Linked DNA regions of Homo sapiens: region 1 is linked to region 2. A link is an interaction called in ENCODE POLR2A ChIA-PET data of the cell type or tissue named here. Cell type or tissue: HepG2. All regions are shown on one strand. Each heading gives the region's core, and the rest is flanking DNA. Links, peaks and the distances in the headings are about the cores only. Region 1 holds the start of SAE1 (SUMO1 activating enzyme subunit 1). Region 2 overlaps SAE1 (SUMO1 activating enzyme subunit 1).

Region 1 (15,524 bases), core at 4,394-12,393, 60 kb after region 2:
AAAAAAAAAAAAAAAAAGAAATACCCAAGTGGGCACAAAAATGATACACATTCAGCAGGGCACGGTGCCTCACGCCTATAATCCCAACACTTTGGGAGGCCAAGGCGGGCAGATCACGAGGTCAGGAGATTGAGATCATCCTGGCTAACATGGTAAAACCCCGTTTCTACTAAAAATACAAAAAAAAAAAAAAAAAAATTGGCCGGGAGTGGTGGCGGGTGCCTGTAGTCCCAGCTACTCGGGAGGCTGAGACAGGAGAATGGTGTGAACCCGGAAGGTGTAGCTTGCAGTGAGCCGAGATCGCGCCACTGCACTCCAGCCTGGGTGACAAGAGTGAGACTCTGTCTCAAAAAAAAAAAAAAAAAAAGATACACATTCACAGCAGCATTGTCCATCTACTTCCCTCAAGTTCCACAAACACCACTCTAGTCTGAGCCACCATCGTTTCTCTCCGACAAAACTACAGCAGGCTGGACGCAGTGGGTCACACCTGTAATCCCAGCACTTTAGGAGGGCAAGGCATGAGGATCACTTGAGCCCATGAGTTCGAAACCAGCCTGGGCAACAAAGTAAGACTCCATCTGTACAAAACAAAAAAAAATTAGCTGGGTGTGCCAGGCGCGGCGACTCACGCCTGTAATCCCAGCACTTTGGGAGGCCAAGGTGGGAGGACCATGAGTTCAGGAGATGGAGACCATCGTGGCTAACACGGTGAAACCCCGTCTCTACTAAAAATACACAAAATTAGCCGAGGCGGTCGGATCACTTGAGGTCAGGAGTTCGAGACCAGCCTGGCCAATATGGTGAAACTCCATCTCTACTCAAAATACAAAAATTAGCCAGGCGTGGTGGCACGTGCCTGTAGTCCCAGCTACTCGGGAGGCTGATCCTAGAGAACATCATCCTTGCTCCCATCCTTGCTCCCACCTTAGGACCTTGGCATTAGTGCTTCCCATTGCTTCTTCCCTCAACTTCTTAAGGGACACATTCTTTAGGTCTCAGCTCAATTGTCACCTCCTTAGAGAAGTCCATACTGGCCACCTAATTTAAAATAGGTCCACATCCTCTTCTATCTCGAATTATGCTACTTGTTTTTGTTTTGATTAAGATGGGGTCTGTGTTGCCCACTGTTTTGATTGAAATGGGGCCTCACTAAGTTGCCCAAGCTAGTCTCAATTGCCTGGCTCAAGTGATCCTCCAACCTCAGCCTCCCCAGTAGCTGGGATCACAGCCACACACCACTGTGCTAAGCTACACTACTTGTTTATATGTTTACTGCCCCCTCCTCCATTAGAATGTAAACTCCAGAAACCACTGTATCACTAGAACCAGTAACTTCCTTGGCATTTAGGACATACTGTTACTCAAATGGCTGTGAATTAATAGACACACCAAAACAAACCTGTGTCCATCAGCAGAATTATAGAAATCTGGTACATAATAAAATAATAATGGCCAACATTTATCTAACACTTACTATGTGCCAAGCACTGTTCTACTAAGCTCTTTGTATGTATTATGTCATTTAATTCCCATGACAATCTAATGGGCTGGCACTTTGTTACCCCTCTTTTGCAGCTGAGAAAACAGGCACAAAGAAGGTAACTTCTGGCCAGGCGCAGTGGCTCATGCCTGTAATCCCAGCACTTAAGGAGGCTGAGGCGGGTAGATCACCTGAGGTCAGGAGTTCAAGACCACCCTGGCCAACATGGCGAAACCTGGTCTCTACTAAAAATACAAACATTAGCTGGGCGCGGTAGCAGGCGCCTGTAATCCCAGCTACTTAGGAGGCTGAGGCAGGAGAATTGCCTGAACCCGGGAGGCAGAGGTTGCAGTGAGTCTAGATCACGCCATTGCACTCCAGCCTGGGCAACAAGAGAGAAATTCCGTCTCAAAAAAATAAAAAAATAAAATACACACACATAGGCCGGGTGTAGTGGCTCACGCCTGTAATCCCAGCACTTTGGGAGGCCGAGGTGGGCAGATCACTTGAAGTGAGGAGTTTGAGACCAGCCTGGCCAACATGGTAAAACCCCGTCTCTACTAAAAATATAAAAATCAGCCAGGTGTGGTGGCACGCGCCTGTAATCCGAGCTACTCCAGAGGCTAAGGCAGGAGAATCGCTTGAACTCAGGAGGCGGAGGTTGCAGTGAGCCAAGATTGTGCCACTGCACTCCAGCCTGGGCGACAGAGTGAGAGTCCATCACAAAAAAAAAAAAAAAACAACACACACACACACACACACACACAATCAGCTGAGTGTTACGGCATACGCCATGCACACACAAAATTAGCTGAGTGATATGGCATACGCCTGTGGTCCCAGCTACTTGGGGGCTGAGGCGGGAGAATCCCTTGAACCCGGGAGGTGGAGGTTGCAGTGAGCTGAAGATCACGTCACTGCGTCACTGCACTCCAGCCTGGGTAACAGAGCGAGAAAAAAAAATTTTAGTTGTAATTGTCAACTATCAATAAAAACTCCAGAAACTTGGCCTCAATTTAAGCAACCAAATCTGCTCTAGGAAGCTGCTTCTTTACTTTATTTTATTTTATTTATTTATTTTTGAGACAGAGTTTCGCTCTTGTCACCCAGGCTGGAGTGCGATAGTGTGACCTTGGCTCACTAAAACCTCTGCCTCCTGGATTCAAACAATTCTCCTGCCTCAGCCTCCCAAGTAGTTGGGATTACAAGCACCCACCACCACACCTGGCTAATTTTTTTTGTATTTTTAGTAGAGACGGTCACCATGTTGGCCAGGCTAGTCTCGAACTCCTGACCTCAGGTGATCCACCCACCTCGGCCTCTCAAAGTCCTGGGATTACAGGCTGAGTCACTGTGACGGCCTTTACTCTCTTTTAATCCACAACAGTCCCTTCACTTATTTTTCCCATGAAACTGACTTTTGGAAGAGAAGTAGGATAACTGTCTTATAAAATGCCCCACAATTTGTACATTTTATCAGCCTGCCCATTTCCAGGGCTTCTGTTTCATAAAGGAACTCCAGTCTCCAGAGTTCTCCTATCCCACCTAGAACCCTCCTATCCCACCTAGAGCCCTCTTAGAGGCAAGTCAATTTGCTCTGTGGAGCCTCCTTCCTCATCTGAACAGAGAAGGAAATCACTGCCCTTCCGACTCCAGAGAGCTGCTATAAGACTCAGGTGAAGGCCGGGGGCTGTGGCTCATGCCTGTAATCCCAGCACTTTGGGAGGCCAAGGCGGGCGGATCACCTGAGGTCAGGAGTTCACAGCCTGACCAACATGGAGGAATCCCGTCTCTACTAAAATACAAAATTAGCCGGGCATGGTGGCACACGCCTGTAATCCCAGCTACTTGGGAGGCTGAACCAGAAGAATTGCTTGAACCTGGGAGGCAAGGGTTGCGGTGAGCTGAGATCACGCCACCATACTCCAGTCTGGGTAACAAGAGCGAAACTCCGTCTCAAAAAAAAAAAAAAAAAAGACTCGGGTAAAAATGCAATCCCACTGCTAGGTATATACCCAAATGAAAATAAATCAGGCTGGGTGTGGTGGCTCACGCCTGTAATTGCAACACTTTGGGGGGCCAAGGAGGGCCAATCACCTGAAGCCAGGAGTTTGAGACCAGCCTGGCCAACACAGCAACCCCATCTCTACTAAAAAATACAAAGATTAGCCGGGCGTGGTGGCAGGTGCCTGTAATCTCAGCTACTTGGGAGGCTTAGGCAGGAGAATCGCTTGAACCTGGGAGGTGGAGATTGTACTGGGCTGAGATCGTGCCACTGTCCTCTAGCCTGGGCAACAGAGCGAGGCTCGGTCTCAAAAGAAAAAAAACTGCAATAAATCCCATGTTTATTGCAGCACTCTTCACAATAGCCAAGATTTGAAAGCAACCCATATGTCTATCAACAGACAAATGGATAAAGAAATTGTGGTACACGAGGTCAGGAGATTGAGACCATCCTGGCCAACAAGGTGAAACCCCGTCTCTACTAAAAATACAGAAATTAGCCGGGCGTGGTGGCGGGCACCTGTAGTCCCAGCTACTAGGGAGGCTGAGGCAGGAGAATGGCGTGAACCTGGGAGGCGGAGCTTGCAGTGAACCAAGACTGCGCCACTGCACTCCAGCCTACTCCAGCCTAGGCGACACGGCGAGACTCCGTTTCAAAAAAAAAAATAGAAATTGTGGTACAAAGGCTGGGCATTGCTGTTCACGCCTCTAATCCCAGCACTTTGCAGGGAGGCAGGAGGATTATTTGAGCCCAGGAGTTGGAGACTAGCCTGGTGAAACCCCACCTGTACTAAAATATTAGCTGGGCTTGTGACACGTGCTATAGTCACAACTACCGGGAGGCTGAGGTGGGAGGATCACCTGAGCCCAAGAAGTCAAGGCTGAAGTGAGTTGTGATCACACCACTGCACTCTAGTCTGCGCGACAGAGAGACCCTGTCTACAAAAAAAAGGGAATGAGATCCTGTCATTTACAACAACAGGGAGGGCACTGGATGTTATTATGTTAAGTGAAATAAATCAGGCACAGAAAGAAAACTTTGCACGCTGTCACTTATTTGTGGGAACTAAAAAAATTAAAACAATTGAACTCATGCAGATAGTAGACTGAGGGTTACCAGAGGCTAGGAAGGGTAGTGGGGGGTGGAGGGGAAGGAGGGATGACTAATGGATACAAAAATATAATTAAATACAATGAATAAGATACAGTATTTGATAGCATAACAGGGTGACTACAGTCAACAATAATTTGTTGTACATTTCAAAGCAACTAAAAGAATATAATTGGATTGTTTGTAACACAAAGGATAAGTGCTTAAGGTGGTGGATACCCCATTTACCCTGATGTGATTATTACCCATTGTATGCCTGTATCAAAGTATCTCACATACCCCCAAAATGTATACACCTACTATGTACTCACACAAAAAAATTTTTAATTTCTAAAAACCTCGGCTGAAAATGGACAAAAAACACTTTAATAAACTCTCTAAGACTGTCTAAAAATAGAGTACAAATTACAAACAACCTCTTCCCTCCCTCCTGCAACCCCCAGCCAATCCTTTTCATGTTCTCCACCAAATTTGGTACAGCTCCACTCCCTCAGAATAATTCCTACCTCCCACAAATTCCATGCCCTGACCCTGACTTGTCCCTTAGGTCATCTCCCACTCAGAGGCCCCCATCCATTCTTCACTGCTTCTCAGAAAAATCATCCCCATCCCTCTGAAAGTTCCCTAACTACATTCCAGTTTAAACCTCACCAACTTTGCCCCACTTCAAACAAAGCTATCTGCTGCCGCAAACCCCTTCGATTAACCCTTCCAGTACCTTAGAATCCCCTCCCCAACCCTTTAGGATCTCAGAACACACCAAGCTTCCTCAAAGTTTCCTCCAACTCACATAAATCCTCTTTCCACTCCATCCAGAAAATAGCAGTCCCTAAAATCAATGCAGTCCACCTATGTCCAGAGGCACATTCTCATCACTTAATTCCCAATCTATTCCAGGTGCCTTCAACCCTCCCACCAATGTTAATGCCTCATGATGACATCCCCCCACCCCATCAAAGAAGACCCCACAGATCTGAAATGAGCCTGAGGTAATTCCCATCCCACCACTGCACCCTCTAAAACCTTCTGAAAGCTCCCACCCCCTCAAACTAAATTCTCCTGACGTGTCTGCCTCCCCAACCCCTCCATTAATTCTATACTCTGTACTCACACAATACCCACCATCACCCAAATTTTACCTCTGAACTCAACCCCTCACATATTTCTACTTAGTTGTATAAAAAAACAAATCTGAGGCCGGGCATGGTGGCTCACACCTGTAATCCCAGCACTTTGGGAGGCCGAGGCAGGTGGATCACGAGGTCAGGGGTTCAACACCAGCCTGACCAACACGGTGAAACTCCGTCTCTACTAAAAATACAAAAATTAGCTGGGCATGGTGGCGGGCGCCTGTAATCCCAGCTACTCGGGAGGCTGAGGCAGGAGAATTGCTTGAACCTGGGAGGCAGAGGTTGCAGTGAGCCGAGACCATGCCACTGCACTCCAGCCTGGGCGACAGAGTGAGACTCCGTCTCAAAAAAAAAAAAAACAAACAAAAAAAACAAATCTGAAACCTAAAAGAGAACTGACTCTTCCCCGACCCCACCAAACCTACAGCTCTCCATATCTTTCAAAATGGCAATTCCATCGTTCCAGGTAGGTGCTCAAGCCAAAAACAGTGGTGTCATCCTGGACTTCTGCCCCAAATTCTGTTCCCTCTTCTACCTTCAAAATATATCCAGAATATATTTATTTGACCCCTTCTCTTGAGTTTCAAGCCACCAATATTTTTATCTCAACTGGATTACTGCAACAGTCCAGCCAGAATCTTTACTTCCATTTCTGACCACTTTAACCTATTCTGGAGCGATCATTTTAAAACACAAACCAGGCCAGGCCGCAGTGGCTCACGCCTGTAATCACAGCACTTTGGGAGCCCAAGGCAGGCGGATCACGAGGTCAGGAGATCGAGACTATCCTGTCTAACATGGTGAAACCCCGTCTCTACTAAAAATACTCAAGATTAGCCGGGTGTTGTGGCACATGCCGATAGTCCCAGCTACTCAGGAAGGTGAGGCAGGAGAATCGCTTGAACCTGGGAGGCGGATTCACTGCAATGGCAGTGAGCCGAGATCGTGCCATTGCACTCCAGCCTGGGCCACAGAGCAAGACTCCGTCTCAAAAAACAAACAAAAAACAGATCATGTTACTCCCACACTCAAAACACTCCAACAGGTTTTCCCACACACTTAGAATAAAAGCTACTCCTCAAATCATTTGGTTCCTGCCACCTTATTTCTCTAATTTGACAATCATGCCTGGGCCTCTGGGAATTTGCACTTGCTGTTCTCTTAGCTAGGAAAGTTCTCCCAGATGACCACAGGGCTCTTTCCCATATAAGTCTGAGGCTCAATGTTACCTCTTCAGAGCCCTTCCCTGGCCAACCTATCAAAACAACCCTCTCACTTCACCATCCTTTAATAACTGACACATATACACACGCTTGTGGATTTTTTTTTTTTTTTTGAGACGGGGCCTCACTCTGTCACCCAGGCTGGGGTGTAGTGGTGTGATCATGGCTCACTGCAACCTCCACCTCCCAGGGGCTCAGGTGATGCTCCCACCTCAGTCTCCTGACAAGCTGGGACTATAAACTTATGTCACCATGCCTGGCTAATTTTTGTATTTTTTTGTAGAGACTGGGTTTGGCAACATTACCCAGGCTAGTCTCAAACTCCTGGGCTCAAGAGGTCCCCTCCCCCCAACTCAGCTTCCCAAAGTGCTGGGATTACAGGTGTGAGTCACTGCGTCCAGGCTAAGTAAAAATATTGATCAATGAGGCCAGGCATGGTAGCTCATGCCTGTAATCCCAGCATTTTAGGAGTCTGAGATGGGGGGAGATCTCTTGAGGCCGAGGATCGCTTGAGCTTGGGAGTTCAAGACCAGTCTGGGCAACATGGCAAAACCCCATCCTACAAAAAAAAAAAAAAACAAAAATTAGTCGGATGATGTGGTGGGGCACGCCTGTAGTCCCAGCTACTTGGGAGGCTGAAGAGGGAATATCCCTTGAGCCTTGGAGGTTGAGGCTACAGTGAGCTGTGATCCCACCACTGCACTCCACTGGGCCACAGAGAAAGAAAAAAAAAAAAAACAAGCTGGGCACAGTGGCTCACGTCTGTAATCCAACCACTTTGGGAGGCTGTGGCGGGCAGATCACTTGAGGTCCGGAGTTTGAGACCAGCCTGGCCAACATGGTGAAAACCCATGTCTACTAAAAATACAAAAATTAGCCAGGCATGGTGGCGCGAGCCTGTAATCCCAGCTACTCAGAAGACTGAGGTGAGAGGAAGTCTTGAACCCGGGAGGCCAGAGGCTGCAGTGAACCGAGGTCACCCAACTGCACAAAACAAAAGACGTCCTGGCGCGGTGGCTCACTCCTGTAATCCCAGCACTTCAGGAGGCCGAGGCGGGTGGATCACTTGAGGTAAGGAGATCGAGACCAGTCTCGTCAATATGGCGAAACCCCGTGTCTACTAAAAATACAAAAATTAGCCGGGCGTGCTGGCGGGCCCCTATAATCCCAGCTACTCGGGAGGCTGAGTTAGGAGAATCGCTTGAATCCGGGAGGCAGAGGTTGCAGTGAGCCGAGATCGCGCCACTGCCCTCCAGCCTGGGCGACAGAGAGAGACTATCTCAAAAAAAAAAAAAAAAAAAAAAAGAATTCCCTAAGCTACTCCACAATGCCCAAACTACGTCTCCTGTCCTATCAAGACACAGCCCCATACCAAACACAAGCAACCTTTTCGGGAGCCTACGGCCGTCCCCCTCCAGCCTCTCCGAGCCTCTCAAGATTCCCATTTGAGATAACTTGCTCCAAAACTCCTCAAAACCCGCATTCTCTCAGACTGGCCCGCCCGTGAGCTCCCACAAGAGTGTAAGCTCCCGTCTGTCCGGTTGGCCAGTCCAGTCTCCCCTGTGTGCAGCACGGAACCAGGTCCCATACCCTCGAATGAATGAACTGCGTCCCTCACCTCACCCTTTCCACGTATCCCCAGCCCCTCTTATCCCCTAACCGCGATCAAACCCCACAATCACCGCTTTCGGGCCTCGGATTTCCTGAGTTTGAATTCTCCCGCTCTCTCAGGACTCCCCAACGCCCCCTTCAGAGCTCCCATCCTTCGGAACGGCCCTCCCAACCACTTCCCAGACCTTCCAGAAACATCCCCAATCAACTCCTCCAGTCCCCCCAAGAGAGAGACGATCCCAGAGCACAGAATTCCCGCCTCCTCCCTTCAAATCACACCTTCCCGCTCCTTCCGGGCCGCAAACGCCTCAGAATAGACGCCCCCTCCAGACCCTAGCGGCCTCAAGCCGCGCCGGCCCTGACCGTTTCTGGGCCTCCAGTCCCCACAGGCGGATCTGCCGGTCATACTGTGCCGCCTCCTCCTCGCTAATGCCGCCGCCAGCCTCCTCCTTCTCCACCATGGCGCCGGCTCTTCCTGCCTCAGCTCCGGTCCCGCTCAAGCCAACCGCCCGCCGGACCCGCGCGCCACCTACCGCCGCCGGCAGCACGCCCGGAGTGCTTCTGCGCATGCGCAGACCCTCCCACGCCTGCGCAGTACCTCGTCCGCGGAGCCTGGGACCAAAAGTACCTCACGAGACTCAAAGGCGATCCGGCGACTGCATGTCACGTGACGGAGGGTCCAACCAATCCTAGCCCCAAAAATGGCGCGGCTTAAGGCCCCGAGGGCGTTGCCCACGTGGTCACTTATGTGGCACTTAAATTCTGCAAATATTTAAGGAGTGCATACTGAGATCCCAGCAATAGGGATGTTGTAAAATAACGGTATTGAGTGAAATCGACAAAGCCCTGTCCTCATGGAGTTTACGATCCAGTGAGAAAAGCCCGAAGAGAAATAAATATAAACCCAGCGATGATAAATGCTTTGGAGAAAAATAAAGCAGGACATGGGGCTACAGAGTAACAGGGGTGGTCAGGGAAGGCTTATCAGAGGTGACATTGAACTGTCAATTTTTTTTTTTTTTTTTCATAGAGATGGGGTCCCTCTGTTGCCTAGGCTGGTCTCCAACTCCTGGCCTCAAGCCATCCTCCCGCCTCTGCCTCCCAAAGTGCTGGGATTACAACCATGAGCCACTGTGCCCAGCCTTTCATGTCCCTACTATGTGTTGCACTTTGTGCCCAGCCCTGGACATACAATAATAATAAAAATGAACACATCTCTGCCTTAGAGGCAGTCACGGCCCAGTGGGAGAGAGGAGCGTTAAGAAAACAGGAATAGGCCAGGCACGGTGACTCGCACCTGTAATCTCAGCACTTCGGAAGGCCAAGGCAGGCAGATTACTTTAAATCAGGAGTTGGAGACCAGCCTGGCTAATGTGGTGAAATCCCGTCTTTAGTAAAAATAAAAAAATTAGCAGGGCATGGTGGCTCACACTTGTAGTCCCAGCTACTTGGAAGGCTGAGGTAGGATAATTGCTTGAATCCGGGAGGCGGAGGTTGTAGTAAGCCAAGATCATGCCTCTGCACTCCAACCTGGGTAACAGAGCAAGACTCTGTAAAAAAAAAAAAAAAAGAAAGAAAGAAAGAAAGGAAGGAAGGAGGGAGGGAAAGAGAGAGGGAAAGGAAGGAAGGAAGGGAAAAAAAAAAAAAACCAGGGATGGCCCCAGGTGGTCAATATAGGGAAACGCTATCTCTATTAAAAATACAAAAATTAGCTTGGTGTGGTGGTACTGAGTCTATAGTCCCAGCTACGTGGGAGGCTGAGGTGGAAGGATTTCTGATGTTAGAATCATAGGCTTTTTGGCAGGGCACAGTGGCTCATGCCTGTAATCCCAGCACTTTGGGACGCCAGGGAGGGCAGATCACGAAGTCAGGAGTTCGAGACCAGCCCGGCCAAGATGGTGAAACCCCCATCTCTACTAATACTAAAAAATTAGCCGGGCGTGGTGGCACACGCCTGTAGTCTCAGCCAATTGGGAGGCTGAGGCCGGAGAATCGCTTGAACCTGGGAGGCAGAGGTTGCAGTGAGCCAAGATCCTGCCACTGCACTCCAGCATGGATGACAGAGACTCCCGTCTAAAAAAAAAAAAAAAAAAGCCACCATGCCCACCTAACTTTTGTATTTTTAGTAGAGACAGGGATTGCACCATGTTGGCCAGGCTGGTCTCGAACTCCTGAACTTGTGATCCACCCGCCTCGGCCTCCCAAAGTGCACGGATTACAGGTGTGAGCCACCATGCCTGGCGGAATCATAGATTTTTATTTAAGAATTGCTTAGGCCGGAGGTGGTGGCTCACGCCTGTAATCCCAGCATTTTGGGAGGCAGAGGTGGGCGGATCACGAGGTCAGGAGTTCGAGATCAGCCTGGCTAACATGGTGAAACCTTGTCTCTACTAAAACTACAAAAAATTAGCCGGGCGTGGTGGCAGGCGCATGTAGTCCCAGCTACTGAGGAGGCTGAGGCAAGAGAATAGCATGAACCTGGGAGATGGAGCTTGCAGTGAGCCGAGTTCGCGCCACTGCACTCCAGCCTGGGCAACAGAGCAAGACTCCGTCTCAGAAAAAAATAAATAAATAAATAAATAAATAAATAATAAGAATTGCTTAGCGCCCGGCATGGTGGCTCATGCCTGTAATCCATGCGCTTTAGGAGACTGAGATAGGAAAATCACTTGAAGTCAGGAGTTCATGACCAGCCTGGGCAACATGACAAGACCCCTGTCTCTACAAAAAAAAAAATTTTTTAATTAGCTGGGTGTGGTGGTGCGTGCCTGTAATCCCAGCTACTTGGGAGGCTAAGGTGGAAGGATCCTTTGAGCCCAGGCGTTAGAGGCTGCAATGAGCTATGATGGCACCACTGCACTCCAGCCTGGACAACAGACCTTGTCTCAAAAAAAAAAAAAAAAAAAAAAAAGCTTAAGATATTTTTCAGATCCTGAATTCCAGCAAAACAGCTGATACCAACCAGTGTGAAGACCCCGCAGAGGAACCAAATCGACAGGAGAATAGAGTTTCTTCAACTCCCTGTTTCATTACTTCACCCTGCACACTTCAACCAACCAATGACCTCCACACTTCAACCCACTCCAAAACCCTTAAAAAGCCCCGAACTCCCTGGGGAAGTGGATTCGTGGTTCCTTCCATCTCCTCTCTTGGTTTTCAGTGGCCCCTATGATTAAACCTCTTTCTCTGCTGCAACCTGGGGTCTCCTACTATTGACTTGCTGCAAGCATTGGGGGGAAGGACCTATTATGATGGAAAAGCTTTCAATAGGCCAGGCACTGTGGCTCATGTCTGTAATCCCAACACTTTGAGAGGATCACTTGAGGCCAGGAGTTTGAGGCTGTCAAACACAGCCAGACCCCGTCTCTACAAAAAAATATAAAAATTAGGCCGGGCACAGTGACTCATACCTGTAATCCCAGCACTTTGGGAGGCATGGACGGGAGGATCACCTGAGGTCAGGAGTTAGAGACCAGCCTGGCCAACATGGTGAAACCCCATCTCTACTCAAAATACAAAAATTAGCCGAGTGTGGTGGTGTGCGCCTGTGATCCCAGCTACCCAGGAGGCTGAAGGCGGAGAATCACTTGAACCCGGGAGGTGGAGTTTGTAGTGAGTGGAGATCTTGCCATTGCACTCTAGCCTGGGCAACAGAGCGAGACTCTGTCACAAAAATAAATAAATAAATAAAATAAAGATTAAAAATTAAAGTTCTGATTCCAAAGTTTTTTGCACTTTGGTGTGCCACTTCCTAATCTCCGGGGAAAATGCCAGTTACAAGATCAAATAACCACTTTGTGCAGGAAACGACATTTAGAATTCAGAGAATGACCCAGCTGCAAAGGGCTGTGTCAAGTATCTTTTAGATAAGCCTCTGAAAATAAAGTGCTGTTTAGTTGCCTTATATTATTAAAGGAAAATGTACATGGATTATAGAAAGAAAAATAGAGGCCAGGCACGGTGGCTCATGCCTGTAATACCAGCACTTTGGGAGGCCGAGGCGGGCGGATCACCTGAGGTCGGGAGTTCGAGACCATCCTGACCAAAGTGGAGAAACCCCATCTCTACTAAAAATACAAAATTTTAGGCATGGTGCCGCATGCCTGTAATCCCAGCTACTTGGGAGGCTGAGGCAGGAGAATCGCTTGAACCTGAGAGGTGGAGGTTGCAGTGATCCGAGATTGTGCCATTGCACTCCAGCCTGGGCAACAAGAGCAAAACTCTGTCTCAAAAGAAAGAAAGAAAGTAATCCTGGGCTGGGCGCGGTGGCTCACGCCTGTAATCCCAGGACTTTGGGAGGTCAAGGTGGGTGGATCACAAGGTCAGGAGTTCGAGACCAGCCTGGCCAATATGGTGAAACCCGGTCTCTACTAAAAATACAAAAAAATTAGCCAGGCGTGGTGGCACATGCCTGTAATCCCAGCTACTCGGGAGGCTGAGGCAGGAGAATTGCTTGAATCCGGGAGGCAGAGGTTGCAGTGAGCTGAGATCGCGCCACTGCACCCCGGTCTGGGTGACAGAGCGAGACTCTGTCTCAAAAAAAAAAACAAAAACAAAACAAAAAAGAAAGTAATCCTGAAGGTCCATGGCATATAGTAATTCGTAATTGGTTAGGGAGTGACCCAGTGACCCAGGTTCTTACCTGTGACTATGCCATAACTCTTGTAAAATGATCACTTTGTTGGCCAGGCGCGGTGGCTCACGCGTGTAATCCCAGCACTTTGGGAGGCAGAGGCGGGCGGATCATGAGGTCAGGAGATCGAGACCATCCTGGCTAACACGGTGAAACCCCGTGTCTACTAAAAATACAAAAAATTAGCTGGGCATGGTGGCGGGTGCCTGTAGTCCCAGCTACTCGGGAGGCTGAGGCAGGAAAATGGTATGAACCCAGGAGGCAGAGCTTGCACTGAGCCAAGATAGCGCCACTGCACTCCGGCCTGGGCAAAAGAGCGAGACTCCGTCTCAACAAAAAAAAAAGAAAAGAAAAAGAGCCCTGAAAATAAAGCTAATTGCTGCATAAATTATTTTCTCCTGTACTTGCAGACTCATTGAAGGTCTAAAAGTGTCTCCCTTTCCTCTCTTCACTTCTACTTTTTATAGTTTCTGGGAAAAATTAAATGTGATGGTATAGTCTCATGTTTGGAAATATGCATCCTTTTAAAAAAACATTTTTATTGGCTGGGCCCGGGGGCTCACACCTATAATCCCAGCACTTTGGGAGGCCGAGGCAGGTGGATCACAAGGTCAGGAGATTGAGACCATGCTGGTCAACATGGTGAAACCCTGTCTCTACTAAAAATACAAAAAAATTAGCTGGGTGTGGTGGCGCATACCTGTAGTCCCAGCTACTTGCGAGGCTGAGGCAGGAGAATGGGTTGAACCTGAGAGGTGGAGGTTGCAGTGAGCTGAGATTGCGCCACTGCACTCCAGCCTGGCAACAGGTCAAGACTCCCTCTCAAAAAAAAAAAAAAAAAGACATTTTTATTGAGGTGAAATTCACATAATATAAAATTAGGCAGCATTTTGAAGTGCACAATTTAGTGGCTTTTAGTACTTTCACCATATTATACAATCACCACCTCAATCTAGTTGCAAAACATTTTCACTATCCCAAGAGTGGTGGCATAAGTCTTAAATGGCCAGGAGTCAACTATGATTTTGCTATGTAAACAATTTCAAAAGAACTGGAATAGTTCAGTGTTACAGCTTAGCATAATTTAGTATAAACAGTCCTTTCCCCACTTTTTAAGTGCTATCTGAGCTTTATTCATTAGGTGATTATTAATTAGGAATGCTATATTGTAGAACATCTTGGCATGTCTGGTCCTTGTCCTCTAATCCCAGTAACAAACCCTTCACCATTGTGACGATGAAAAAAGGTAAGTTTCCAAATTCTCCCAAGGAAGCAATACTGTTCCCTTGAGAACCAGATGACAACCAAAAAACCAGTCGTTAATTTTCCTTAATAATTTCCAAAATGTCCTCTAGGGGGCAACATTATCCCTTGAGAACCAGGTAGACCAATCACTCCTCTTCCAGCCTGGATCTCAGGACCTCTCACCTCCTCAATGAATCTGCGATTGGATTAGCAAGGAAGAAAGGGAAAAAATGCTATGGGTTGGTGGTCAGCAGGTTCCAACAAAATGGAAATGCCTCTCTTTGGCCAATGGTCTCCTCCTTTGTTCTCCAGGCGTTGGTGCCAAATGGTAGTGCTTCTTCCACACTCTGGAGGAACTTCTCTGTGAATGCCTCCTCACTCACAGTGTAAATAACCCTCCCTAGAGCCATCCCAGGAACTGGAGAAAAAACAGGTCTTTCATCAGCATAATTACTGGCCGGTGGCAGTGGCTCACACCTGTAATCCCACCACTTTGGGAGGCCGACGTAGGAAAATCAATGAAGGTCAGGTGGTCAAGACCAGACTGGGCAACATACGGAGACCCCCTTCTCTAGAAAAAAGAAAAAATTCTGGCTGGGCGTGGTGGCTCATGCCTGTAATCCCAGCACTTTGGGAGTCCGAGGCAGGCGGATCACGAGGTCAGGAGTTTGAGACCAGCCTGGACAATATGGTGAAACCCCATCTCTACTAAAAATACAAAATTGGCCGGGCGCGGTGGCTCAGGCCTGTAATCCCAGCACTTTGGGAAGCCGAGGCAGGCGGATCACAAGGTCAGGAGATTGAGACCATCGTGGCTAACACGGTGAAACCCCGTCTCTACTAAAATTACAAAAAAAAAAATTAGCCGGGCGTGGTGGCGGGTGCCTGTAGTCCCAGCTACTCGGGAGGCTGAGGCAGGAGAATGGCATGAAGCCAGAAGGCAGAGCTTGCAGCAAGCAGAGATAGCGCCACTGCACTCCAGCCTGGGCGACAGAGCGAGACTGCGTCACACACACACACAAAATTAGCCGGGTATTGGGCCAGGCGCGGTGGCTCACACCTGTAATCCCAGCACTTTGGGAGG
Region 2 (15,524 bases), core at 4,383-12,382:
TGAGTGTGCAGCCAAGTGACTACTTGGGCATTCAAAGTGATGAACGGTCTGGCTCTGCATCACCGGCCAGCAGAGTTGAAGGCCCTGCTTCCTAGAAGAGGAAAGCCACAGCCTAACGAGCTGCTGGCTGGTTTTCTCTCCAAAGTGGTTCCTTCCCTGCCCACCCTCTTTGGGGAAACCGCTTTTCCATGTCTCAGTCTCGTGTGCTCAGGCACTGCCACTCTATTGCTGCCTTTTTTTTTTTTTTTTTTTTTTTGAGAAGGAGTCTCCCTCTCGCTCTGTCGCCCAGGCTGGAGTGCAGTGGCGTGATCTCAGCTCACTGCAACCTCTGCCTCCCGGGTTCACGCCATTCTCCTGCCTCAGCCTCCCGAGTAGCTGGGACTTAGGCACCCACCACCACACCTGGCTAATTTTTTGTATTTTTAGTAGAGATGGGGTTTCACCATGTTAGCCACGATGGTCTCAATCTCCTGACCTCATGATCTGCCTGTCTCGGCCTCCCAAAGTGCTGGGATTACAGGCGTGAGCCACCGCGCCCAGCCTTACGCTATATGTATTGAGACACGGTCTCTCTCTGTCACCCAGGCTGGAATGCAGTGGTGCAATCTTGGTTCACTGCAACCTCTGCTTTCCTGGGCTCAAGCGATGCTCTAGCCTCAGCCTCCAGAGTAGCTGAGACTACAAGCACCAGTCATCGATGCCCAGTTAATTTTTCTATTTTTTGTAGAGACAGGGTTTCACCATGTTGTCAAGGTTGGCCTCAAACTCCTAAGCTCAAAGCAATCTGCCTGCCTCAACCTCCCAAAGTGCTGGGATTATAGGTGTGAGCCACTGTACCAGGACAATCATGGCTTTTTGGGTCAGGGCACCACAGGTGCTTCAAAGACCACTGCTGGCCCTAAATGGAGTGGGGTTTGCTGTTGCTCACCTGAAGTTCCCAGCAGGAAGTCAACAAAGAAAGGACTAGGGACTCTGGCAGACCTTACTGTTGATAAGAAACCAAGGTAGCATGCTGCTACTAGAGCAAGCACTGTAATGATACCTGGGGTGGGATCTGGGTTGGCTACTTACTACCTGATGCCTAGTACATAACAGCTGCTCAGTAAACTGCAGCCATCATTATCACTGCTACAAGCTGGAGGCACTGCAAAGCCGAGTTTAGGAAGCCTCTCAAGACATGGAAAGGGAATTAGGGTGTGTACATGATCCCAGAGCTGCTTGGAAGGAGATGTGGATGGAGCGCGTGGTGGCTCATGCCTGTAATCTCAGCACTTTGGGAGGCCAAGGTAGGCGGATCACCTGAGGTCAAGAGTTCAAGACCTGCCTGGCCAACATGGAAAACCCCATCTCTACTAAAAATACAAAAAAAATTAGCTGGGCGTGGTGGCAGGCACCTGTAATCCCAGCTACTCAAAAGGCTGAGTTAGGAGAATCGCTTGGACCCAGGCGGCAGAAGTTGCGGTGAGTTGAGATTGTGCCATTGCACTCCAGCCTGGGCAACAAGAGCAAAACTCTGTCTCAAAAAAAAAAAAGAGAGAGAGAGATTGTGACCTAGTCACTATGTGGTCTTCTCCAATCAAATCCTAAGCCTGTTTATGAGAGCAAAAAGGTAGTCACGTAAGGTGAAAGCATGGAGTGTCCAAGTGAGAGGATGCTGGGAACATGGGTGGTTTTGCTGCTGGGGGTATGAATTGATAGGATACCAATGGAGGCAAGGTGGCAATGCTGACCAAATGATAAATTACAACCTTCTGACCCAGCAACTCCCTTCCTCCTAATTATCCTGCAGTTGTACCTGCACACGTACGACACAAGGTCACACACTGCAGTGTTACGCAGTTAGAAAAGCCTGAACACAACTTGAGTGAGCAGGCAACTGGTTCAATAAACTCCATCGCTTCACACTCTAGAATACTAAGGAGCTGTGGAAAAGAGGGAGCAAACTATGTACTGATCTGGAGATGTCCCCAAGAGATAACAAGATCACATAAAGTGAAAAAAGGTAGAGAATAATGTTTACAGATCTTACATTGCCTTGAATTTTGAACCACGTGAATATAAGATACTTATTGTAAAAATCAGAATCTGTCCCCTCTTTATTTTTTATATATTGCTATTCTAGTGGAGAGGCAGAAGTCTACAGGAGCGAGCAGAATGTGGCAGGGTGCTCTCTGAAGGGTTTCTAATAAAAGAGCTTGTCAAATTAAGGCAAATCCTGAAAACAAACTTTATCTGTCCAGACTAAACAGTGATAAATACTGACACCAACCTGACAAAGTCCTCAGGAAGCAGGTCAGGACTAATACCCAGTGAGTCAAGCACATCATTTCGTATCTGGAGCAACAACTCAGAATCTTCCTCATATGTATCAGAACTGGGATCTCTTCCTTTATCTGTACGGAACTTTAAGAGCACTGGGAATAAGAAAAAGAAGGCAGGTTATAAAGCCACTTTTTTTTTTTTTTGGAGATGGAGGCTCACACTGTCGCCCAGGCTGGAGTGCAATGGCACAATCTTGGCTCACTGCAACCTCTGCCTCCCGGGTTCAAGTGATTCTTCTGCCTCAGCCTCCTGAGTAGCTAGGACTACAGGCACGAACCACCATGCCTGGCTAATTTTTGTATATTTAGTAGAGACGGGTTTTCACCATGTTGGTCAGGCTTGTCTCAAACTCCTGACCTCGTGATCCGCCCGCCTCGGCCTCCCAAAGTGCTGGGATTACAGGTGTGAGCCACGGCACCTGGCCACCTTTTTTTATTTATTCAACAAACATAGTCAGAGAGGCAATCCAATAATTATAAAAGCAATTTACCTTACTGTGAAAAGTGCTGTGACAGCATAATAGGGCGTCTGACACCCTCTGTAGGGTGGTATCAGGAAGGCTTCCCCGAGGAAACAATTCAATGAAGTATATATGAGTTTGAAGGGGGCAGAAAGCAGTGGAAGCTTTCAGTAGAGGAAAAAGGCTCTATTAAGACCTGGAAGAGCCGGGTGCGGTGGCTCACAGCTGTAACCCCAGCACTTTGGGAGGCCGAGGCAGGTGGATCACAAGGTCAGGAGTTCGAGACCAGCCTGGCCAACATAGTGAAACCCTGTCTCTACTAAAAATACAAAAATTAGCCAGGTGTGGTGACACGTGCCTGTAGTCCCAGCTACTTGGGAGACTGAAGCAGGAGAATCACTTGAATCCAGCAGGCGGAAGTTGCAGTGAACCAAGATTGTGCCACTGCAATCTAGCCTGGGTGACAGAGTGAGACTCCGTCTCAAAAAAGTAAAATTAAAAAAAAAAAAAAAAAAAAAAAAAAAAAAAAAAGCCAGGCGCGGTGGCTCACGCCTGTAATCCCAGCACTTTGGGAGGCCGAGGTGGGAGGATCACGAGGTCAGGAGTTTGAGACCAGCCTGACCAACATGGTGAAACCCCGTCTCTACTAAAAATATAAAAAAAATTAGCCAGGCACCTATAATCCCAGCTACTCGGAAGGCTGAGGCAGGAGAATCGCTTGAACCCAGGAGGCAGAGGTTGCAGTGAGCCAAGATCGTGCCACTGCACTCCAGCCTGGGCAACAGAGCGAGACTCCGTCTGGGAAAAAAAAAAAAAAAAAGACCCGGAAGAGGCAGAGTGTGATGGCACACATCTGCAATCCCAACACTTTGGGGGGCCAAGGCGTGAGGATCGCTTGAGCCCAGGAGTTTGAGATAATCCTGGGCAACATAGTGAGACCTCACTGCTACCAAAAAAAAAAAAAAAATTTAGCCAAGTATGGTGGTGCCTGTAGTCCCAGCTACTAAGGAGGCCAAGGCAGAAGATCACTTGAGCCCAGAAGGTCAAGGCTACATGAGCAGAGATCTCATCACTGCACTCCAGCCTGGGTGACAGAGTGAGACCCTGTCAAAAAAAAAAAAAAAAAAAGAAGAAAAAAAGGAAAGGAAAAGGAACAAAGGGAAGGAAGAAGCGAAGGGGAAGGGGAAGGGAAAGGGAAAGGGGAAGGGACCTAGAAGAGAGATGATAAGGAGTGGGAGGTACACATTCTAGGCAGGACCAGTTTAAAGCCTGCTTTAGCCAGAAGGGCCAGCCATATACTTAGACCCATCAAACAGGAAGGTCATTACAAACAAAACTTCCTTTACTATGAAAACTATCTCAATCCCCATAAATGGATGTTTAATTTTGGTTGTGAACCAGAGGAAAGGTTCAGATGATGGCTGTGAGTCAGAACTACTGTGTAAGAAGACCCCAACAAGGCTATAACTTTTATCCCAAATAAAGACAAATAGGAGCAAAAGACTAATTAGGCTGGGTGCAGTGGCTCACGCCTGTAATCCAAGCATTTTGGGAGGCCAAGGCGGGTGGATCATCTGAGGTCAGGAGTTCGAGACCAACCTGGCCAACATGGTGAAACCCGGTCTCTACTAAAAATACAAAAATTAGCCAGGCGTGGTGGCAGGCACCTGTAGTCCCACTTAGTCAGGAGGCTGAGGCAGGAGAATCGCTTGAACCCGGGAGGCAGAGGTTGCAGTGAGCCGAGATCGTGCCACTGAACTCCAGCCTGGGCAACAGAGTGAGACTTCATCTCAGAAAAAAAAAAAAAAAGACTGGCCAGGTGTGGTGGCTCACGTCTGTAACGTCTGTAATCCCAGCACTTTGGGAGGCCGAGGCAGGCAGATCACGAGGTCAGAAGTTAGAGACCAGCCTGGCCAACATGGTGAAACCCCGTCTCTACTAAAAAAATACATAAATTAGCCAGGCGTGGTGGCGCACGCCTGTAGTCCCAGGTACTTGGGAGGCTGAAGCAGAAGAATCACTTGAACCTGGGAGGTTGCAGTGAGCTGAGATCGCGCCACTGCACTTTGCCTGTGCGATAGAGCGTAACTCCATCTCAAAAAAAAAAAAAAAAAAAAGACTGATTAACATACCAACACCTTCTAACTGCCCACTACACCTTGTCCACAGGTAACCTGCCTGCGGGCGGGCAGGCATTCTTGTTCCCTACATACTGCCCAAGGAAAGGGCACAGCCAGTCTCGAGCCTTGTCTCTAAGGACAATACTCTTTCTCCCACATCACACAGGCTATTTCAGAACAGACACAGAGACATGGATCAGCTTCTAGGCCCAAGCCCTGAGTGCTTTACACCTGGAGAGGGGGCTTTACAGTTTGTCAGTTCTTTCATTGATATCTCTTCCGTATATGTTGATTGAAAAAGTAGACTTATTCAGCAAATTATACTCTCTACCAGGACAAGGGTTCCTACATAAAAATTAAGGTAAATTCAAGTTGCTGTGAGGCTCTTTAAAAAATACAAGTATTTGGTACCCACCCCAGACTGAAGCATCAGAGTCACACTTTTTAAAGACCAAATAGTTTTGGTAATGAGCAGCCTGTGTTGAGGGCCATTCTCTAAGTAGAATTCATTCACTCCACCAGCCTGGCACTTACTTTGTGCCAGACAGACCTGGGTGCTAAAGGTCCAATGGCGAGTGAGTGAATCTTGGTCTCTGCATCTGTGAAGGCAATGGGTGGGAGAACAACTGAGGAGGACACAGTTTTAGAAGCTACAACAGGTGGCTCCACTGAAGCCTGGGAGACGTTCAGAAATGGGTTATAAAGTGTTCCAAGAAGATCTCAAACCACAGATGCCCAGGTAAAAAAAAAAGACACACCCTGCTTCTGGGCTATGCTTTTCTCAGTGCCAATGTCAGACAAAGGCCCCTGGCCTGTATTTCTCTGGTAACTTCCACCTGTCCAGTATAGACGGGGCTCTGCATATCAGAGAAGAGGTAATTTCTTTTTCTTTTTCTTTTCTTTCTTTTTTTTTTTTTTTGAGACAATCTTGCTCTGTTGCCCAGGCTGGAGTGCAATGGCGTGATCTCGGCTCAATGCAACCTCCACCTCCCGGGTTCAAGCCATTCTCCTGCCTCAACCTGCCAAGTAACTGGGGATTACAGGTGCCTGCAGCCACACCCAGCTAATTTTTTGTATTTTTAGTAGAGATGGGGTTTCACTAAAAATAGAAAAATTCCTGGTCTCAAGTTCCTGACCTCAGGTGATCCTCCCACCTTGGCCCCCCAAAGTGCTGGAATTACAGGCGTGAGCCACAGCACCCAGCTGGTAATTTCTTTAAAAAAAAAAAGGAAAGAAAAGAAAAAAGCTCCAGAACACCCATTGACTCTTCTGAATACTGTTTGCTTTCTGAGAATGTTACTCTCTTCTCTTTTTCAAGAACACAGCTTCTGCAACCCTCAATGCTACCTCAACACTTGGCAGTCAACTCAAAGCTGTAACAATTGGCCAGGTGTGGTGGCTCATGCCTGTAATCCCAGCACTTTCAGAGGCTGAGGCAGGTGGATCACCTGAGGTCAGGAGTTCAAGACCAGCCTGGCCAACACAGCGAAACCCCATCTCTACTAAAAATACCAAAAAAATTAGCCGTGCATGGTGGTGGGTGCCTGTAATCTCAGCTACTCGGGAGGCTGAGGCAGGAGAATCTCTTGAACCCGGGAGGTGGAGGTTGCAGTGAGCCGAGATTGTGCCACTGCACTCCAGCCTGGGCGACAGAGCAAGACTCTGTCTCCAAAAAAAAAAAAAAAAAGGCTGTGACCATCTAGACGATCTGGATGCCAGAGAGCACTGATCTGCTACCACCCAATACTTCTACTTTTGTAGATGTCCTGCTGGTATTCCGATTGTAGTAAATAAATGCAACTGAGTAACCATTTTGGGGCAGGGTAGAGAAATGACTGCAGAAGTGGCAAGTACTGCCTGTTTGGACCAAGCCTCTTTTCAAAAAATGTCCCATAAAATAAAGGAGGCCAGGTGCAGTGGCTCACACCTGTAACCCCAGCACTTTGGGAGGCTAAGGTGGGCAGATCACTTGAGGTCAGGAGTTTGAGACCAGCCTGGCCAACATGGTGAAACCCCATCTCTACTAAAAATAGGAAAATTAGCCGAAAGTGTGGTGGGTGCCTATAATCAAGTACTTGGGAGGCTGAGGCAGTAGAATTGCTTGAACCCAGGATTCAGAGGTTGCGGTGAGCCGAAATCACACCGCTGCACTCCAGTCTGGGCTACAGAGAGAGGCTGTCTCAAAAAATAAATTAAGTAGCCGGGCATGGTGGCTGATGCCTGTAATCCCAGCACTTTGGGAGGCCAAGGCGGGTGGATCACGAGGTCAGGGGTTCAAGACCAGCCTGGCCAAGATGATAAAACCCCATCTCTATTAAAAATACAAAAATTAGCTGGGCATGGTGGCGGACGCTTTTAATCCCAGCTACTCGGGAGCCTGAGGCAGGAGTCGCTCAAACCCAGGAGGCAGAGGTTGCAGTGAGCCGGTATCGTGCCACTGCAATCTAGCCTGGGTGACAGAGCGAGACTCTGTCTCAAAACAACAACGACGACAACAACAACAACAACAAACCAGTAGGAAGGGTGATAATAATTACCCGCTCACCAGGTTATCGTGAAGATCACATGAGTGCTAAGCCATGTGAAATGTTTAGTATAGTGCCTGACACATAGTAGGCACTATAACGCTTTGGGCTTTGGTGCTCCCAAAGCTATATTTTCTTTCTCTCTCTTTTTTCTTTTTTTTTTTTTGAGACAGAGTCTCGCTCTGTTGCCCAGGCTGGAGTGCGGTGGCGCGATCTCGGCTCACTGCAAGCTCCGCCTCCCGGGTTCACGCCATTCTCCTGCCTCAGCCTCCCGAGTAGCTGGGACTACAGGCGGCCATCACCACGCCCGGCTAATTTTTGTATTTTTAGTATAGACGGGGTTTCACCGTGTTAGCCAGGATGGTCTCGATCTCCTGACCTTGTGATCGGCCCGCCTTGGCCTCCCAAAGTGCTGGGATTACAGGTGTGAGCCACCGCGCCCGGCCTATTCCCACAGCTATGTTTTCAAACCAAAAGATGAAAAGCTTTGTGGTAACAGCTGAAAAAAAAAATCACCTCCTCTTGTTGGTCCCTTGTGACAGTTGGTGCTTGTGTCCCAGTAACAAAGAAATAAGATCGCACAAGAGTCATCTAGCACAGGGTTCCTGCCACTGTCCATCACCTTGCACCTGGAAAGCAGGCAGCCTCAGTTTCCACGTGACTGCTGCAAGGCCTCAGACTGTGCCCTATAAGCAGCCCATGCACAGCTTTGCCTCCATCTGCTCAGGCAGTGTTGATACCCTTTCTGGGTCTTGTTGCCCTGTTCTCTCAGGAGTGACTGACAGGACTAGCGTTTAACATTTGATGCAATATCCTCTGCTTTGGCTATACTAACAGATGGCTGGATTCCTTTATTTTTATTCATTTATTTACTTGTTTTTGTTTTTCTTCTTTTTTTTTGAGATGGAGTCTCACTCTGTCACCCAGGCTGGAGACGCCCACAACCACGCCCAAATAACTTTTGTATTTTTACTAGTGACGGGGCTTCACTATGTTGGCCAGGCTGGTCTCGAACTTCTGACCTTAAGTGATCCTCCTGCCTCAGCCTCCCAAAGTGCTGGGATTATAGGCATGACCCACTACGCCCAACCTACCCATCCTACTTTACAGATCAGGAAACTGAAGTTCAGAAACATTAAATGACTTGGTCACTGTAACTCCCAAGTACTGGAGCAGAAATGTAAACTCAAATCTAGCTTCAGAATTTGTGCTTCTTAACCCTAATGGAATCCAAAAGAAACAGCAGGTCCATACAGGGACACAGCACCTAGGATTCCAAGTGGTCTGGTTCTTTGCCACCCACCTCAGGGGATCCCCCATTTGATCAAGTTTTTGTCAAATGCATTTTTCCAGATGGGCCTCGCCTCTGTTAATTTCAAGCTGTAAGTTCAGTGGGTGAGAAGTGGAGACCGTGGTCATATAAAACTTTGCCCATCAATCTTGAGAGAGTAAACCAGCTTCCTCTTAGGAAGAAATAGGACAGCATTAAGAGCAGGAGCAAAGGCGGCAGCAGCTGACCCCGCTGTTTCTCTGGGACCCTTGCCTGTTCCTGGTGCAGTTTGGCTGGACGAGGGCCGGCAGGCTGGCACCATCCACATACCTCGCTGACCACATCTGAAGTCCTTGCAGGGCCTCTGGGAAGGGGGCCAATCAGTCCAGCCACTTACTTGCAGCAAAACAAACAGAAGCTGTCTTTTTTCACTCTTTCTCGAAGGTCAGACTCCAGTTAGCAGCAGTGGAGGGGGGCAGGAAGAAAGCCATGTTCTTGACAGGCAGCAGCCTCAGAACTGACCCTAGCCCCTGACAAGTTCTCGCTTATTAAATTCTCCTTTGTTCTGCTTTCCGCCCCGCCCCAAGAGCCAAACACGCACACATACCACTGTTGACTGCATTTCTGAAGAGCACCTCCCACCAGTTTACACATTATAAAACTGTTCCGTTAAGATCAAACACTGTCAGGGATAGAGAGGTGCTCTACCAAAAGATGACTCATCAAATCGTATCAAAACACTGCACAAAATTAGAGTTCCAAACTTGATTAACTTCATCTGCACCTTTTAATTAACTCAGGATGCTGAAGTCTGGGGGGATGACATTCATTGCTGGAGATGATGGACTAGTGTCTCGGCTTAGGTTCAGGACTTGCCCATGTAATGGAAAAGGCAAACTTTGGAAAAGAGAAACCAAGCACGGTTTCACGTTATTTATAGAAAAAACTGTGGATATGTGAATATACAACCACCTTTACAAAATAATGTAAGCACTCAAATTCAAATTTAATCTCAGTTCATAACATCAGGTTAGCGCTATAACGGGAATCTGGACAGCAACATTATTAATCACTGTTTGTTACATAAACTTCTATTACATTTAACTATTATGCCTAAATCTAATCACCAAGGCCACCGAATAAACCAGTACTTTAGTAGGAAGAAAATAAAGTCACTGTCACAAATTAGCCCCTAATTGCTGGCCCCCAAAAACAGTTCAATTGTGGGGGGCAGGGGAGTTGAATCTATATCAAAACTTCATTTACCTGAGACAGGCCCAAAGCTTTTCTGTGCCAGACACCTCGGCCCCAATTCCCTGGCTCCCTGCAGCTGAACGTAGACTCCTCCCCAGGGTTGGCTCACTTTTGTTTTTTTTGTTTGTTCGTTTTAAGACAGAGTCTCGCTCTGTCACCCAGGCTGGAGTGCAGTGGCGCGATCTTTGCTCACTGCAACCTCCGCCTCCCAGGTGCAAGCGATTCTACTGCCTCAGCCTCCTGAGTAGCTGGGATTACAGGCACGCACCACTACGCCCGGCTCATTTATATACATATTTTTTAGTAGAGATGGGGTTTCACCATGTTGGTCAGGCTGGTCTCAAATTCCTGACCTCGTGATCCGCCTGCCTCAGCCTCCCAAAGCGCTGGGGTTACAGGCGTGAGCCACTGCGCCCAGCCCCCAGGTTGGCTCACTTTATGGAGAGTCGCTATCTCTGGAAACAGCCTGGTAATCTGCTCCACTCCCAGGTGACATAAATTTCCAGAAAAATTGCAAAGTATGGTAGTACTACCTCTTATCCAACAGCCTGTTTCCTAAGGCAAAGCCCTGGGCCTGACATTCAGTCAATTGTTCATTCAATAAATATACACTGAGCAATGACTGTGCCAGGTGCTGGGCTGGGCAGGCGAGGGCAGAATGGATGGTCTACCCTCTCACAGCATTTCAGAGGGCAATCAACAAAAACTACACAGGAGATAACAATGTCCTAACTCGAAAAGGGGCTTTGAGAGAGCCTCAGGGGGGTGCAATGAGGTGCCTTGTCAAGTGACCAGGCCCTCCACAGTTGGCAGAACCACCTCAGTCCTCATAGTCTCTGAATATTTGCCTGTCCCGTCCTCTGTACCTTCTCTCTGCAAAGCCTGTCCCTGGCCTGGACAGCTTTCCAACTGGAGGGCAGCAGCGAAGAGCACAGCTCTAGACTCCCTATTCTTCCACTTACTGTGACCTTGGGCAAGTGACAAGGACCCTGAGCCTCCTCTGCAAAATGGGAATCCCAAGGGCACTTGTGGGGTTTAAAGATTAAATGAACCAATACATGTAAAGCACCCAAGAGTGCCTGGGGCAGTATCTTCCAGGTCTGTCACTGCTCTTAAGCAAAGTCCAGAAACCCAGCTCACACTCGCCCTAGAAAAGCCGATACACTTGCTGTGGTAACCTGTGTCACACAGTAGCTCATTTACCTGCATTACCATTAATTCAGCTGTGGGCTCTGGACACGATACTGCCTCAGATCTCCCTGTCTCCTGACATTCACTCCCAGCACAGTTTTTTCCCTTAGATACCTTACTCACAGTTTGTGATTATTTTTTTCTTTTTTTTTTTTGAGACATGGCCTCAGTCTGTCACCCAGGCTGGAATGAGCAGCACAATCTCAGCTCATTGCTGCCTGGACCTCCTGAACTCAAGTGATCCTCCTGCCTCAGCCTCCCAAATAGCTGGGACTACAGGCATGCACCACCATGCCTGGTGGTTCATTTTTTATTTTTTGTAGAGACGAGGTCTCACCATGTTGCCCAGGCTGGTCTCAAACTCCTGAGCTCAAGTTGTCCACCTGCCTTGTCCTCTGAAAGTGCTGGGATTACAGGCGTGAGCCACCATGCCCTGCCCAGTTTGTGGTTTTATATTCACCTGTGGAAATGAACTAGCACAAGGACTGGCTTGTCTCCTCCATTAGATTTTTATGCTCTGTGGGGCAAAGGCGATGTCACTACTCTATACTGAACACCTGGCACAGGGCTTGCCCCATAGCAGGCACTCAAAAAATATGTCACACAGGAAGCCTGTTTGAAGAATAAAGGATAACTAGGGGAGAAGGGCTCATGACAAAGTGACACAGGCCGGGCAATCCAGAGGCCGGGTGCAGTGGCTCACGCCTGTAATCCCAGCACTTTGAGAGGCCAAGGCAAGCAGATCAACTGAGGTCAGGAGTTTGAGACCAGCCTGGCCAACATGGTGAAACCCCGTCTCTGCTAAAAACACAAAAATGAGCCGGGTGTTGTGGCAGGCACCTGTAGTCCCAGCTACTTGGGAGGCTGAGGTACGAGAATTGCTTGAACCCAGGAGGCAGAGGCTGTGGTGAGCTGACATTGCACCACTGCACTCCAGCTGGGTGACAAAGCGAGACCCTGGCTCAGAAAAAAAATAAAGTGACACAAGCTCCTGGAAATCCAAAGCAGACCTGGTCTGTTACTGACTGAATTGAAAAGTGTTCAAGCTATCTGGGATGGTTCTGTTTCTTATCAAGTGTTACAAACATGCTACACATGGAATACTCAGCAAGAAAAAAAGAAAAAAGCAGCAGCAGATACACAGGGCACCATGTCTGTCCTCAACAGGGAAACCCAATAGGAGTCCCACTTTCACCGTTGCATCTGAGGGCTAGGGTGCAGAACAGTCCATAGGTGTGAAGCTCAGAGGAGTGACATAGCTGGGCTGGGGGAGGAGGTAGGGACACTTCACGGAAGCCACTCTGATTCTGGCTCTCCTGGCCTCTAACCATTCACGGCATCTTGCCATCTGCTCAGTTCACCTCCACATTACTTTCCTTTGTTTACCTCATTCTGTTTTCCTCTTTAACCCAGAAACTTAAAAGTATGTGTGTGCATGTATTCAGTCATCCACTCTTCAAAAATCACTTCCTGAGCACCCCCCCTCCACCCCTACCCTATGCTAGCTGTGGTGGGGACCCAGAAGCGACCCAGACAGCCCCAGGCCTTGCCCTCACACGCGGAGCTCACAGTCTCTAGAGGGCAGGCTCGTAAGCCTCTGTCTGTCGCCACAGCCACACAGTACTTTCATGTCTTTCTCTAGAAAACTTCACCTCTGGAGTGGCCGCCCATGAAGACTACTCTGAAATGCCCCTTTTTGTGCTCCAAAAGTCCTGCCCACGCTTTCGTCTTTGCAATGAAACCCAGTCTATGACCTCACCAGGCATCAGCTCAGAAGAGGGAAAGAAGCTGTGCCTCGCTATTTGCATCTCACTCTCTACTGAAGAGGTTCCGAGGCGCCGGATGAAAGTTGTTGATGGGGAAAAGGAGCATGCACTTTCTCAGAAACGAGCTCAAAAACAAGATGCCATTTTTTGCTTACCAAATTAAAGACCAGGATGACTCAACCCAAGCAAGAAGGCTGAGGGACCTGCACCCTCACCCACAGCAGAGGGGAGCACGAATGCTCAATGAACCATGTAAAAATGTGGTATTAAGGATCCCTATAAAAGGTCCTGACCCTTACCCGCTGAATGAATTACCTATAAATGTTCACTGCAGTGTTGTTTACACAGGATGTCAGGGAGCAGAAGTGTTTGAATTTTGGGTATTTTCAGATTTTGAAATATTTGCATTGTACTTACCAATAGAGCACCCCAAATCTAAGAATCCCAAATCCAAAATGCTCCAATGAGCTTTTATTATTTTTTTTTTATTTTTATTTTTGAGACAGAGTCTCTCTCTGTTGCCCAGGCTGGAATGCAGTGGCGGGATCTCGGCTCACCGCAAGCTGTGCCTCCTGGGTTCAAGTGATTCTCCTGCTTCAGCCTCCCTAGTAGCTGGGACTACAGGCACCCACCACTACACCTGGTCAATTTTTGTATTTTTAGTAGAGACGGGGTTTCACCATGTTAGCCAGGCTGGTCTTGAACTCCTGACCTCAGGTGATCCACCCACCTAGGCCTCCCAAAGTGCTGGGATTACAGGCATGAGCCACCACGCCCGGGGCCAATAAGCATTTTTTTGAGTGTTATGTCGGCACTCAAAACATTTCAGATTTTGGGGGCTTGGTGCGGTGGCTCATGCCTGTAATCCCAGCACTTTGGGAGGCTGAGATGGGTGGATCACTTGAGGTCAGTAGTTCAAGATCAGGCTGGCCAACATAGTGAAACCCTGTCTCTACTAAAAATACAAAAATTAGCCGGGTGTGGTGGCACACGTCTGTAATCCCAGGTACTCAGGAGACTAAGGCAGGAGAATCACTTGAACCCAGGAGGCGGAGGTTGCAGTGAGCAGAGATGGGGCTACTGTACTCTAGCCTGGGAGACACAGTGAGACTCTGTCTCAAAAAAACAAAAATAGGCTGGGCGCAGTAGCTCAGCCTGTAATCCCAGCACTTTGGTAGACAGAGGTGGGAGGATTACTTGAGGTCAGGAGTTCAGGATCAGCCTGGCCAACACGGTGAAACCTCGTGTCCACTAAAAATACAAAAAATTAGCCAGGCATGGTGGCGGGCACCTGTAATCCCAGCTACTTGGGAAGCTGAGGCAGGAAAATCACTTGAACCTGGGAGGTGGAGGTCGCAGTGAGCCGACACACCACCGCACTCCAACCTGGGTGACAGAGCAAGACTCTGTCTCAAAAATAAGTAAACAAATAAAAATGAAAAATAAAAAAAAATTCAGATTTTGGGTTCTTGGATTTAGACACTCAGTCTGTACCACATATAAAGACATATTGACAGAATGGAATATTACATGGCTATTAAAAAACTATGTTGAAACAGAGATTTTAGACACATGTTTTTTGCAACATTTAGGTTTTTTTAAAAAGCATATAATGGCCGGGCATGGTACCTTCCAAGTACGCCTATAATCCCAGTACTTGGAAGGCCGAGGCGGGTGGATCACCCGAGGTCAGGAGTTCGAGAGCAGCCTGGCCAACATGGTGAAACCTCATCTCTACTAAAACTACAAAAATTAGCTGGGCATGGTGGTGGGCACCTGTAATTCCAGCTACTTGGGGGCTGAGGCAGGAGAATCGCTTGAACTTGGGAGGTAGAGGTTTCAGTGAGCTATCACACCACTGCACTCCAGCCTGGGGGACAGAGTGAGACTGTCTCAAAAACAAAACAAAACAAAACAAAACAAAACAAAACAAAACAAAAACAAAACAAAAACAAAAAAAACCCCACAACCATGTCATATCCTACATTCAGACTGAGCTCTCCTACGTAAAAAAATACGACAGAACGAGGCCGGCAGTGGTGGCTCACGCCTGTAATCCCAGCACTTTGGGAGGCTGAGGTGGGTGGATCACCTGAGGTCAGGAGTTCAAGAGTAGCCTGGCCAACGTGGTGAAACCCCATCTCTACTAAAAATACAAAAACTAAATGGGCATGGTGGCGGGTGCCTGTCATCCCAGCTACTCGGGAAGTTGAGGCAGGAGAATCGCTTGAACCCAGGAGGTGGAGGTTGCAATGAGCCAAAATCACACCATTGCACTCCAGCCTGGGCGACAAGAGCAAGACTCCATCTAAAAAACAAACAAACAAGCAAAAAACAAAAAAGACAGAATGAGGTAGGTACAACTGTTACCACCCCCATTTTAGTGGTAGGAAAACTGGGGCTTAGGAGAGGCTTATGGTCACGACGGATTTAAAAGTCACCACATTCTTAACCTCTACGTTATAGTGTCACCTTTGGAAAAGAGAAGAAACAGAAGACATGCCAATTTTTACAAAAATCACTTTAAAATGGATTTGGCTCCCCTAACCCAGAGCCCATCAATTTAAAATAATACAAACCACCATTTCAGACTAGCCCCAGCCCAATATTCTATTC

The links. ChIA-PET counts read pairs that join two places held together with the same protein. Peaks named below come from ENCODE experiments on the same cell type or tissue, not always from the same donor. Only the 100,000 strongest peaks of a DNase experiment are listed, where the experiment ranks them.
Region 1: POLR2A ChIA-PET joins it to region 2 with 21 read pairs; 20 of 35 experiments call an interaction of 5 or more read pairs at or near these places.

The regions. Positions count from the first base shown.
Region 1 is chr19:47,124,430-47,139,953 of GRCh38, reverse strand. It overlaps SAE1 (SUMO1 activating enzyme subunit 1), which reads right to left and starts at 9,119. Exons shown (of 9, transcript NM_005500.3): 1 at 8,926-9,119. The coding sequence starts at 9,023. RefSeq lists enhancers at 3,087-3,856, 3,857-4,627, 8,799-9,038, 8,731-9,345. In HepG2, for the core only: a CTCF peak has its summit at 9,084 (motif pointing left); a DNase peak (open chromatin) is centred at 9,213; H3K4me3 peaks cover 2,914 bases.
Region 2 is chr19:47,184,123-47,199,646 of GRCh38, reverse strand. It overlaps SAE1 (SUMO1 activating enzyme subunit 1), which reads right to left. Exons shown (of 9, transcript NM_005500.3): 7 at 2,270-2,414. Among named protein-coding and RNA genes, the nearest start is that of MIR3190, 35 kb to the left of the region's middle. RefSeq lists enhancers at 9,791-10,557, 12,625-12,894. In HepG2, for the core only: no CTCF peak of the experiment used is centred there; DNase peaks (open chromatin) are centred at 9,176 and 10,056; H3K4me3 peaks cover 1,622 bases.